2 separate regions of the Homo sapiens genome follow, and region 2 is linked to region 1. A link is an interaction called in ENCODE POLR2A ChIA-PET data of the cell type or tissue named here. Cell type or tissue: OCI-LY7. All regions are shown on one strand. Each heading gives the region's core, and the rest is flanking DNA. Links, peaks and the distances in the headings are about the cores only.

Evidence for each region. Peaks named below come from ENCODE experiments on the same cell type or tissue, not always from the same donor. Only the 100,000 strongest peaks of a DNase experiment are listed, where the experiment ranks them.
Region 2: POLR2A ChIA-PET joins it to region 1 with 5 read pairs; 4 of 35 experiments call an interaction of 5 or more read pairs at or near these places.

Annotation. Positions count from the first base shown.
Region 1 is chr7:47,712,018-47,717,396 of GRCh38, reverse strand. No RefSeq gene overlaps it. Among named protein-coding and RNA genes, the nearest start is that of LINC00525, 47 kb to the left of the region's middle. RefSeq lists enhancers at 1,272-1,566, 2,119-2,198 and a silencer at 1,272-1,566. In OCI-LY7, for the core only: no CTCF peak of the experiment used is centred there; DNase peaks (open chromatin) are centred at 1,986, 2,396 and 3,116; H3K4me3 peaks cover 1,591 bases; H3K27ac peaks cover 3,695 bases.
Region 2 is chr7:47,644,418-47,649,796 of GRCh38, reverse strand. No RefSeq gene overlaps it. Among named protein-coding and RNA genes, the nearest start is that of LINC02902, 8.1 kb to the left of the region's middle. In OCI-LY7, for the core only: no CTCF peak of the experiment used is centred there; a DNase peak (open chromatin) is centred at 2,306; H3K27ac peaks cover 900 bases.

The DNA.
Region 1 (5,379 bases), core at 307-5,306:
CCACTGTTAAATCCAAGGTCAGGAAGATTCAGTCCTATGTTTTGTTGTAAGAGATTTATAGCTTTAGCTCTTACGTGTAGGTCATTGATCCATTTTTGAGTAGATTTTTGTATATGGTGTGAGGTTTGAGTCTAGCTTCACTGTTTTGCATGTGGATTTCAGTTGTCCTAGAGCCATTTGTTGAGAAAAAAAGAGTTGTCTTTGTGCTCTAATTTAAAATCAACTTCCCATAGATATACAGATTTATTTCTGGCCCAGACACTGTTCTAATTGCTTTTGCCTTGTAGAGTAATTGTGATGATTAAATAAAGGGAGAGAAAATATTTTGCCCACTTCAATACTTATCCCCTACACATATGACAAACTGTGAATAGTTGCAAGGATTTTTTTCACTTTTACAAAGCTTGATATTTGTTTTGTTTTGTTTTGTTTTTGTTTTTTAATATGGAGTCTCGCCCTGTCGCCCAGGCTGGAGTGCAATGGAGCAATCTCCTCTCACTGCAATCTCCGCCTCTTGGGTTCAAGCGATTCTCCTGCCTCAGCCTCCCGAGTAGCTGGGATTACAGGTGCACGCCACCATGCCTGGCTAATTTTTGGTATCTTTAGTAGAGACCGGGTCTCACCATGTTAACCAGGCTGGTCTCAAACTCCTGACATCATGATCCACCTGCCTCAGCCTCCCAAAGTGCTGGGATTACAGGCATGAGCCACTGCACCAAACCCCGATATTTCTTACTTTCTATTTTAATTCGGAATAATATTTGGCATTCTTCCAGGATGGATTTTAATGGCTTATGTATTAGGAATCATCAATAGACAATAAATTTATTTATTAAGTGCTATTAGGTCATTAGGTTAAAAAAATAAATAGGGCCAGGAGCGGTGGCTCACGTCTGTAATCCCAGCACTTTGGGAGGCCGAGGCAGGCAGATCATCTGAGGTCAGGAGTTCAAGACCAGCCTGGCCAACATGGCGAAACCCCGGCTCTACTAAAAATACAAAAATTAGCCGGACTTCGTGTCAGGTGCCTGTAATCCCAGTTACTTATGAGGCTGAGGCAGGAGAATCGTTTGAACTCGGGAGGCAGAGGTTGCAGTGAGCCCAGATCGCACCATTGCACTCCAGCAAGAGAGAAACTCCATCTCAAAAAAATAAATAAATAAAAATTTAAAAATATATAAATAAATAGACCTTTAACAAGTTAAATGTAAATAATTTAGTCCAACTAAATTATTAATGGATAAAGATCCCATCAAAAAAGAGACGCTTTACTTTTTCCACACAGAGTAATGATTGGAATTCTCTCCCCTTTTTCGGGTTAGACATCTGAGACATGAAAATTAAAGGACAGGCCTAGATCCAGCTGGAGAGCCGGGCACCAAGTCAGAGCCCTTTGCACCAAGTCCAGGGTCCTTGTGTTTCATGCATGCAAGCCCTGCCTTCTTGTTTACAGATGGGAAGCCCAGCGAGTCCTTCTTTAGCAGGGGTGACAATGTTGTACATTAATCTGTAACACCAGGGACATTAGGCCCCCATGTATGATTGTTAGGCAGAGACAAAATAGGTGGGGTCTCCCTAACAGAGCATGCTGAGGAAAGGACTTAGGCATGGGATGAGAGGAGGTGCCAATGGTTTCTTAGTTGAACATATGATCAAGCACTTTCCAGAAGTATATGTTGACATGTAACCTGCCCTGCCCCACGCAGGGCCTTCATGGGTCAAAATGGCTACCCGCGGGTCACAACCAATGACCTCTGGTTACTTCACAATTGTCATGTGCCTACTTGGGTTGGGGTGGGGGTGTCGCACTGTGGTGGTCCACAAAAAATGAATGGAAAAGATTAGGCCTTTCTGTAGCAAAGGAAGCTTACTTTAAGTAAAGACTGAGATTGCATCTGCTGTGATCATATTGGATGTTGGTCTGCATGGCTGGAAGGAAAGAAACCTGAAAGAGAAACTATGCAAATGACAACCATCCAAGACCACAGCATCTCCCCCACAGTCAATCCTTGTGTTCAAAGGACAGTTGTGTTTTCAGCACCCAATGGAACTTCCTCAAATTGCCGAGAAAGTTTTGATGGTTATTGCTGCTGTTTTATGAGGATTTATTCAATATTTCCTACATGTGATACTTACTAATTATATATTCAATATCTCCTACAAACCATACTTACGAATTATTTCTAATTCTTGCAAGAACTCTAGAGTTTAGGTATTATTTCTCATTTTACAGTTGAGAGAACTGAGACTCAGAGAAGGCGTGCCAGTGTCACTGAGATTTTAGGAGATAGGACAGAAACAGAACCTGTCTATCAAAGCACAGATGTTTTCACCCTCCGTACTGTGGGTGCTTACCTCATATTTTGACTAAAATGTTTTATTTGGTTTATTTAGCTTCTGAAATTTGTATTCCTCACACCTGTCTTTATGTGCCTGGGGGGGAAATCTTAAGCATTGGAACCAACATCCCAGTGATCAGAGAGCAGAAAGAATTCATGGCTTCCTCCCCAGTGGCCCAGGTAGGGCTGACCCGGAACTCTGCTCAGAGCATGGATGTCTCAGTTGCTCTGTGTGCAGCTGCCTTGTGTGGAGTGAGCTGATCAGGAGGAATTTCTTCAGGGGAATATAAAACTCTTTGCAATCAGGATTTTCAGGGCTAGCTTCAGGCTCCTGACTTCTGAGTAACTAGGTCAAGGCTATTTCAAAATTAGCAGAATGGTACTCATCTTCACTATTGGTATCTAACACTGACCTAGAAATAGCAAGTGATTCAGTACGATAAGAAGATGAAAGAAAAATACTGGAAGTGAGGGGGTAAACTATTAGTTTATTACTTCCAGATAAACTAATTAAAATTATTACAAACTAATTATTTAAAACTAATTTAAAATATCTACACAAAATCTTAAGAGATGCTGGGCGCAGTGGCTCACGCCTGTAATCCCCGCATTTTGGGAGGCCTAGGCAGGTGGATCACGAGGTCAGGAGATTGAGACCATCCTGGCTAACACAGTAAAACCCTGTCTCTACTAAAAATACAAAAAAATTAGCCAAGCGTGGTGGCGGGCGCTTGTAGTCTCAGCTACTCGGGAGGCTGAGGCAGGAGCACGGCGTGAAACCGGGAGGTAGAGCTTGCAATGACCTGAGATCATGTCACTACACTCCAGCCTGGGCAACAGAGCGAGACTCCATCTCAAAAAAAAAAAAAAAAATCAAGAGAATCAAGTAAAGCTTAATTGATGAAATAAGAGAATTCAGAGTGTGGTCGGTTATAATATAAATATTTAGAAATCAAAAGCTTTTTCAATATTAGCAAGAGAATATCATTTTTAATAAGTATTCTACTCACAACAGCAAAAAAAATCTGAAATATCTAGGATTAAATTTAAGATTTACAGAAGGCTATAAAGAGAATAACTTGATGAATAGAGTGATATCATAATTCAGGATTCAAAGCTCAGTACCACAAAAGAGGCCAGGTAGTAAATATTTTTCAGCTTTAGGAGCCACATGGCCTCTGTTCCAGCTGCTCGATTCTGCTGTGATTGTGTGAAAACAAAACATAAACGAGCCACCAAACGTGGCTGTGTTTTAATAAAACTTTATTCACTAAAACAGCCGGAAGGCCAGTTTGGCCTGTGGGACATAGTTTGCCAACCCCTACTACAGGTGATTGTCTTCTTCCTCAAGCATAAAATACTACAAGGAGAATTATGCTGCTTCTAAAGTGTTCCCTCTTTTGAAATATTTCCTTAGGATAGACTCTTAGAATTTTGATTCCTGGCCAGGCGCGGTGCCTCACGCCTGTAATCTCAGCACTTTGGGAGGCCGAGGAGGGCGGATCACAAGGTCAGGAGATCGAGATCATCCTGGCTAACACGGTGAAACTCTGTCTCTACTAAAAATACAAAAAAAAAAAATTAGCCAAGCGTGGTAGCGGGTGCCTGTAGTCCCAGCTACTCAGGAGGCTGAGGCAGGAGAATGACATGAACCCAGGAGGCGGAGCTTGCAGTGAGCTGAGATCCCGCCACTGCACTCCAGCTTGGGTGACAGAGCGAGACTCCGTCTCAAAAAAAAAAAAAAGAATTTTGATTCCTGGGCCAGGGAAAATAAAATATAGTTTGGGACAGATATTGCCACATGCATTCTAAAATGCCTCCTACAAATTGCAGTGTGAGCAACTCATGAGGATAACTACTTCACACTACCACCAGTATTAGATGAGTTATTTTAAGATTGTTAAATTAATCTTTTTAAGTGTTTCAAATAGAACTTCTGTGATCGCTGTTGACGGGGAAATTTTTTCTTTCTTTTTGGATTTTTTGGAATTATCAGGTTACCTACTTTGTACCCGTACCCCTTGAAGTTGAAGTGGAAGCGTTTTTAAAATAAAACGTCCCATGGGCTATTGACAATATACGATGTATCATCTACTTTGGGGCTCCTAAACCTCAAATATTTTAGTTCTTGTGCATTTAAAGATGACCTTTTTATGTTTACTTTAAGGAATTTCCTTTGAAGGTTTTAATTTAGCCAAGATAGTTTGCAGTCAAGCTGCTATGAAGTGTAGGGACATAATTGAAGTCAGGGTTTCCCAAGCAATGTCTCCTGGCAATTTTCAAGGCACTTTATAGATATTTTAGAATACAGCTCTTTCCAGCCCTTCTCACATTCTTTCCTTAGTCCTCCATTTGGAAGGTCCTGCTCCCAGGAGAGGTCAACTTGAAGCGCCGAGAAGCAGCAGAGAGCGCGGGGGGCTGAGTATGCGCGCAGTGCTTGTCGCCTAATGCGTTTATGGCTTTTATGCTTATGAAGACAACTGTGATGCCTCAAGCTCAATTTTCAATGTAATTACCTGCATGTGATATTGACGTGAATCCCTAGGTGATAGGTTACAGATATTCCTATTTCATTTCTGACTTGTTGGTGTCAAATGAATGGACCCGTGAACGGGACTGTCATGGGAAAAAGTGACTCAAAGATAGTATTTAGCTGCCCCAAATAGCTCACTTAAAAAAAAAAAAACGCAAGCAGATTTTAAAATTTTAGGACTATTGCAGTGAAATCTTACCTGTTAAGAGCCCATGGAAAGATCACCTTCCTGAAGAGCTGATGGACTGCTGTTGTAAATGTCAGGTCGGGGTGGGGGTGGGGGTTGGGTTTTTTAACCCATTTAGATGGAAGCCCACACAAGTACACCAAGTCAAAGGCTCCTTCCTCAACGACTCTGCGCCAGTCATGATCATTGCTGAAATCTAACAAGAGCACAGCTTCTGCTGCATGTGGAATCCTCACAGAAACCTCTGAGGGAGATTGCTATTAGCATGCCCTTTTTACAGTGGGGGAAACCGAGGCACGGAAGATAGTACCAGTTACTTT
Region 2 (5,379 bases), core at 149-5,148, 67 kb after region 1:
TGGTGCTTTGGTGACTCGAGAGCACAGTCTGGCTGTAGCCCAGCCACCTCACCAAACCCACCAGGAGACAAACTCACCTAGAGACCATTCACACCCAAAGTTCTAAAGGTTTTTAGACTGAGACAGCCACCTTAGGAGAACCACTTAAAAATGCACAATACTGTGCTCCACTCTCAGCAACTGCAATACAGAGGGTCCAGGTTCAATGCCCAGATCTGTTTTGGGGGTTTTTTGTTTGTTTATTTGTTTGTTTGAGACAAGGTCTTGTTCTGTGGCCCAGGCTGGACTGAGTGGTGTTCCACTCCACTCCATTGCAGCGTGATCATGGCTCACTCCAACCTGGACCTCCCAGGTTCAAGGGATCCTCTCACCTCAGCCTCCTGCCTCCCTGTAGCTAGGACTACAGATGTGCCACCATGCTAGGCTAATTTTTGTATTTTTTTTGTAGAGATGTTGCCCAGGCTGGTCTCAAACTCCTGGCTCACGTGATCCTCCCGTCTCAGCCTCCTAAAGTGCTGGAATTACAGGCGTGAGCCACTGTGCCTGGCCCCAGAATCTTTTTTTAACATACTCCTCAATAATTCTCAAGGGCTATTATGGGCTTTCAGCAGGAGAGACCCTTGGGAACCACTGAAGGCTGTTGGTAAGGGAGTGCATGGGAGGCCTTTCTTTTGACTTTTCAGAGGAGCAAAAACCCCGAGAGATTAACAACAATCACTACATAGAATATTTTATGCTGGACCCTCAAGTCAGCATTTCAAAAAGTTTTCTCTGTCCTGCCTGGATAATTTTCTGTTTCTATTTTCCTGGGGTGGTAAAAGAAGTGGATAATTTATCAATTTCTTTCCAAACCCAAATGTCTCACCATCTCAAGCCACCCTAAATCTATTTCTGAATTGGGTGACAATCTTCTGATATGGACACATATATTTTTTAAACTTCCGTATAACTTTCTCAACAAAAATAAAGGAGAAACCTTGGAATGGAAACCCATCTATCTCCTGTGGTTTGGTTTGATGAAATCTTACTGAAACATTAAACCCACACATCCGTCTTGGGTAAAGGGAGGGAAGGGACTGAGAGTCCCTCCCAGCATGTCTGGGAGGCTTTCCCATAACTCTGGTCTCCACGGATCTGCCTGGGAAAGTATGGATTTGTAGTCATTTCTGTTTTCAGTGTTTGTTTGTTTTTTTTGTTTTGTTTTGTGTTTTGCTGTTTCATAATCCAGAAGCACACCAGCTACTCTTTCTTCGTGCGGTATTGTCTAGAGGATGTGCACAGAGCCTACTGGGACTCTCTATTTATGAAACTTTAGTGGAATGAACAACATTTTAGAGACTCAAACAGTCTGGCCAATGGACATTAACCTGAACAGTACATCCCTTCTCCTCCCGTCCCCTCTCCTTCACTCCCTAGAACACGTTCCCTGGGGTCAGGGGAAGGAATGATACCACTTGCCAGGGAGCAGCTTCTCTCTTGATCATGAGAAAAAGGACAATTCTTCAGGGTTTTTTGATCATGAAATACAGAAGGCAGGAATAAAAAAAATCAATCATACATAGGCCCTGAAAGGAAGGCTGTCTCTGGAAATGAAGACAGGTTTATAGTCCAGGCTAGGAGCTCTTCCAGAGCAGGGATGGGGTTTTTATTTTGTTTGTTTCACTTGGGTTTTCTGGGCTCTGAGTGTCTTGCACAGAGCTGACAACATAGCGCATGCTAAGTCAAGGGTGAAGTAATTAATAATTGAATCAATGTCCCTTCGCTTCAACTGTTATTAAGTCAATAGATGAATCTGGCCCTGAGACCCTCTCATAAGCTAATGTTCACTCAAGTTAGGCATGGACACTCACATGACCATGACCTGGAATCTTACACCCCACATGGTGTTTGTCTTTAACAAAAATGTCTTAACACCCTATTTCCAAAGTCCTCTAGATAACGAAGTGTCTACTCAGGCAGAGCACTGCTGATGAGCGCAGTGTCTGATGAGAAAAAGCAGAGCTAGGAGGGTGGAGAATCCTCCCGGAGCCCCTCAGTAGGAAGCAGCAGGGCTCGTTCTGTCATATGGGGCCATGCCCTTCTGTTTGCTGTTGTTCCCTGGTCCTAAACCAGGAAAGAAAGGCAGAAATGACAACTGCTTTCCTGGTATCCCTTGCCCTCGTTACGAACTCCTTTTGCACAGTCCACAAACTTAGCTGATCAACAGGAAGAATGTTTTAACATTTGAGTGAATCGAAACCACATTGGCAGAGCCTGCAGCCCAGGGACCCCTTGCTCTGTGTTTGGTGACTTCCTGCTCTGTGAGCATACAAGGGCCACGCTGCTGCATCAGCAGGCCTGCAGCTACACAGAAGAAAAGCAGCACTGGACTCAGCAGGCAGCTGGCAGCCCTGCCCCAGTCTCACCTGGCCCTTGCTCCAACCTCATTTTCTCACACTCTTGAAACAAACACAGCCCAGATGCACTATCCTGGGCTCACTGACTCAGAGAAGTACAGTGATGGCCCCAGAGGGGAGCAGAAAGCTCCCAGTACTGACTATAGTGGCTTTCACCCCATGGTACTTCTTTAGTCTTGCTTGACTGATTGACCTACATATGGATATATATTCGTTTGGGAGGCCTTGTCTTTCTGATTGACCTACAGATGGATATATATTCCTTTGGGAGGCCTTGTCCTTCTCTGGTGAGCTTATTGCATGGGAGAGACCCTTCTTCAATAGTCACTTTAGCTCAGCTGCCTTCAGGGAGCTGAGCAAGGCAGGTGTGGAGTAGAGGCTCCAGTGTTTGCTTTTCAAAGTACAAGCCACTTAAATCCCTCCTAATGAGGGGGTGCTCTGGGATTCCAAAGCTTTGCCTGGAGTTTTGGAATGACTTGGGAAAGTCCAGGATTTACGTTTGAACTCAGGCCACCTTCATTACTGGAAAAGAAAGCCTAGAAATCCTGTGCCACTATGAGTCTTTTTATCTTCCTTGCTAGATCAAGTTTTCTCTACATCTCAATCCTATAAGACAGGAAAACTAGTATGTAACTACACATCCAGAAGACACTGACAGGAGATCATTTTGAGCTGGTTGCTTCCTTGTCTTAAGGCTGTCATTTTCTCCAGCACTCAAGTTGTGGGCTACAGACCATCAACCTCAGCTTCGCTTTGGTTCTTGTGAGAAATTCAGCACCTCTGGTCCCACCCTAGACCAGAGAATCTGCATTTCATTTTTTTTTATTATTATTTTTGAGACAGAGTCTCACTCTGTCACCCAGGCTGAAGTGGAATGGTGTGATCTCGGCTCACCACAACCTCCGCCTCCTGGTTTCAAGTGATTCTCCTGCCTCAGCCTCCTGAGTAGCTGGGATTACAGGCGCCACTACGCCCAGCTAGTTTTTGTATTTTTTTTTAGTAGAAACAGGGTTTCACCATGTTAGTCAGGCTGGTCTCGAACTCCTGACCTCAGGTGATCCACCTGCTTCAGCCCCCCAAAGTGCTGGGATTACAGGCATGAGCCACCGCGCCCGGCCAGAATCTGCATTTTAATGAGATCTCCAGGCCATTTGTGTGAATGCCAAGTTTGGAAACACTGCTTTAGAGGACGCAGAGAGGAAGACTTAGACGTCTTGGGCTTGAGTCCCTGAGTTATCCACTTTTTAAGCTGTGTACGTTAAACACTATAACCTCTGAGTTTTATCACCTAAATAATGAGAGTATTCATCAAGACTCTTTAAGGTTACAACAATATAAACAAAACTTCAAACAGGCATAAGCAGAGAGTGAGGTCAGCAAGATGGCAGACTAGGTAACTCCAGGCCCTGTTCTCACGTTCAAACATGAAAAGAACATCTAGAGACTGATTAAAATGACTTTATAGGCCGGGTGCAGTGGCTCAAGCCTGTAATCCCAGCACTTTGGGAGGCCAAGGCGGGCAGATTTCCTGAGGTCGGGAGTTCAAGACCAGCCTGACCAACATGGAGAAACCCCTTCTCTACTAAAAATACAAAATTAGCCGGGCATGGTGATGCATGCCTGTAATCCCAGCTACTCGGGAGGCCCAGGCAGGAAAATCGCTTGAACCCGGGAGACGGAGTTTGCGGTGAGCCAAGATCATGCCATTCCACTCCAGCCTGGGCAACAAGAGTGAAACTCCGTCTCAAAAATAAATAAATAAATAAAATAAAATGACTTTATAGGAGCTCTGGGAAACATCCAAAGGTCTTCAGCAACCAAGCAAATGTCCAGTCAAGAAAAAGCCACATTCAAAAGAGTAGAAAATTTTGTGGCATTTTTACATGCCCCCCTTACTCTATCCCCTGCCCTGCATGGCATGGGTGAAGAGAACCACAGACCAGCTCCCAGTTTTATCTTTCAACCTGGAGGGAGCAGAGAAAATGTTATTTGCAATGATCTAACATATGTTAGATGTTGCCTGAAGGACTGGTCTGTGTTTCACCTAACTCAGAGCTCAGACAGAGAAAAGTGGAATCACTTAGACAACAGGCTGGGAAGAGCCACAGGAAGCAGCAGGCACTGCTCATGAAAGCTGGAATGGGACTACACACTGGTAGATGCATGGGAATGGGGGAGTTATAGACAGAGGAAAACAATAGGATATCTAAGGCCCTGGAAAGAAGCTGGGGTGAGACTCTTTGGGAAATTAAGACATTCAAAAGCAGCCAGTAAATGGGGGGAATTGGGGGAGAAAAGCACACACAAGCCCAGGGCAGATGCACGCCCATAAAAGGCCTGAGAGGACCTTATGCCTTCACCCTGAGAGGGTTCCAAAGTATAGAACTTGTGTTGTTGGTTAGTGAAGGCTTTCTAAGTCTGGAAAGACTGGGAGAAATGGCACTTTTTAAGAATGCCCAATTTAAAAAATCAAAAAACCTGCAAAGAAACAAGAAAACATCTGTTCAATAGAAGAAAATAAAGTGTCCAAAAGATCATCCCTGAAGAAACACTAGCATTATATTTTCTTTTCTTTTCTTTTTTTTTTTTTTGAGACGGAGTCTCGCTCTGTTTCCCAGGCTGGAGTGCAGTGGCACCATCTCAGCTCACTGCAAGCTCCGCCTCCCAGGTTCACGCCATTCTCCTGCCTCAGCCTCCTGAGTAGCTGGGACTACAGGCGCCCACCACCACACCTGGCTAATTTTTTTGTATTTTTAGTAGATACAGGGTTTCACTGTGTTAGCCAGGATGGTCTCCATCTCCTGACCTTGTGATCCACCCACCTCGGCCTCCCAAAGTGCTGGGATTACAGGTGTGAACCACTGCACCTGGCCTATATTTTCTTCTTTCTTTCCTTTCTTTCCCTCCTTTCCCTCCTTTGTTTCTTTCTTTCTCTCTTTCTTTCTTTCTTTCCTCTTTCTTTCTAATGGAATCTTGCTCTGTC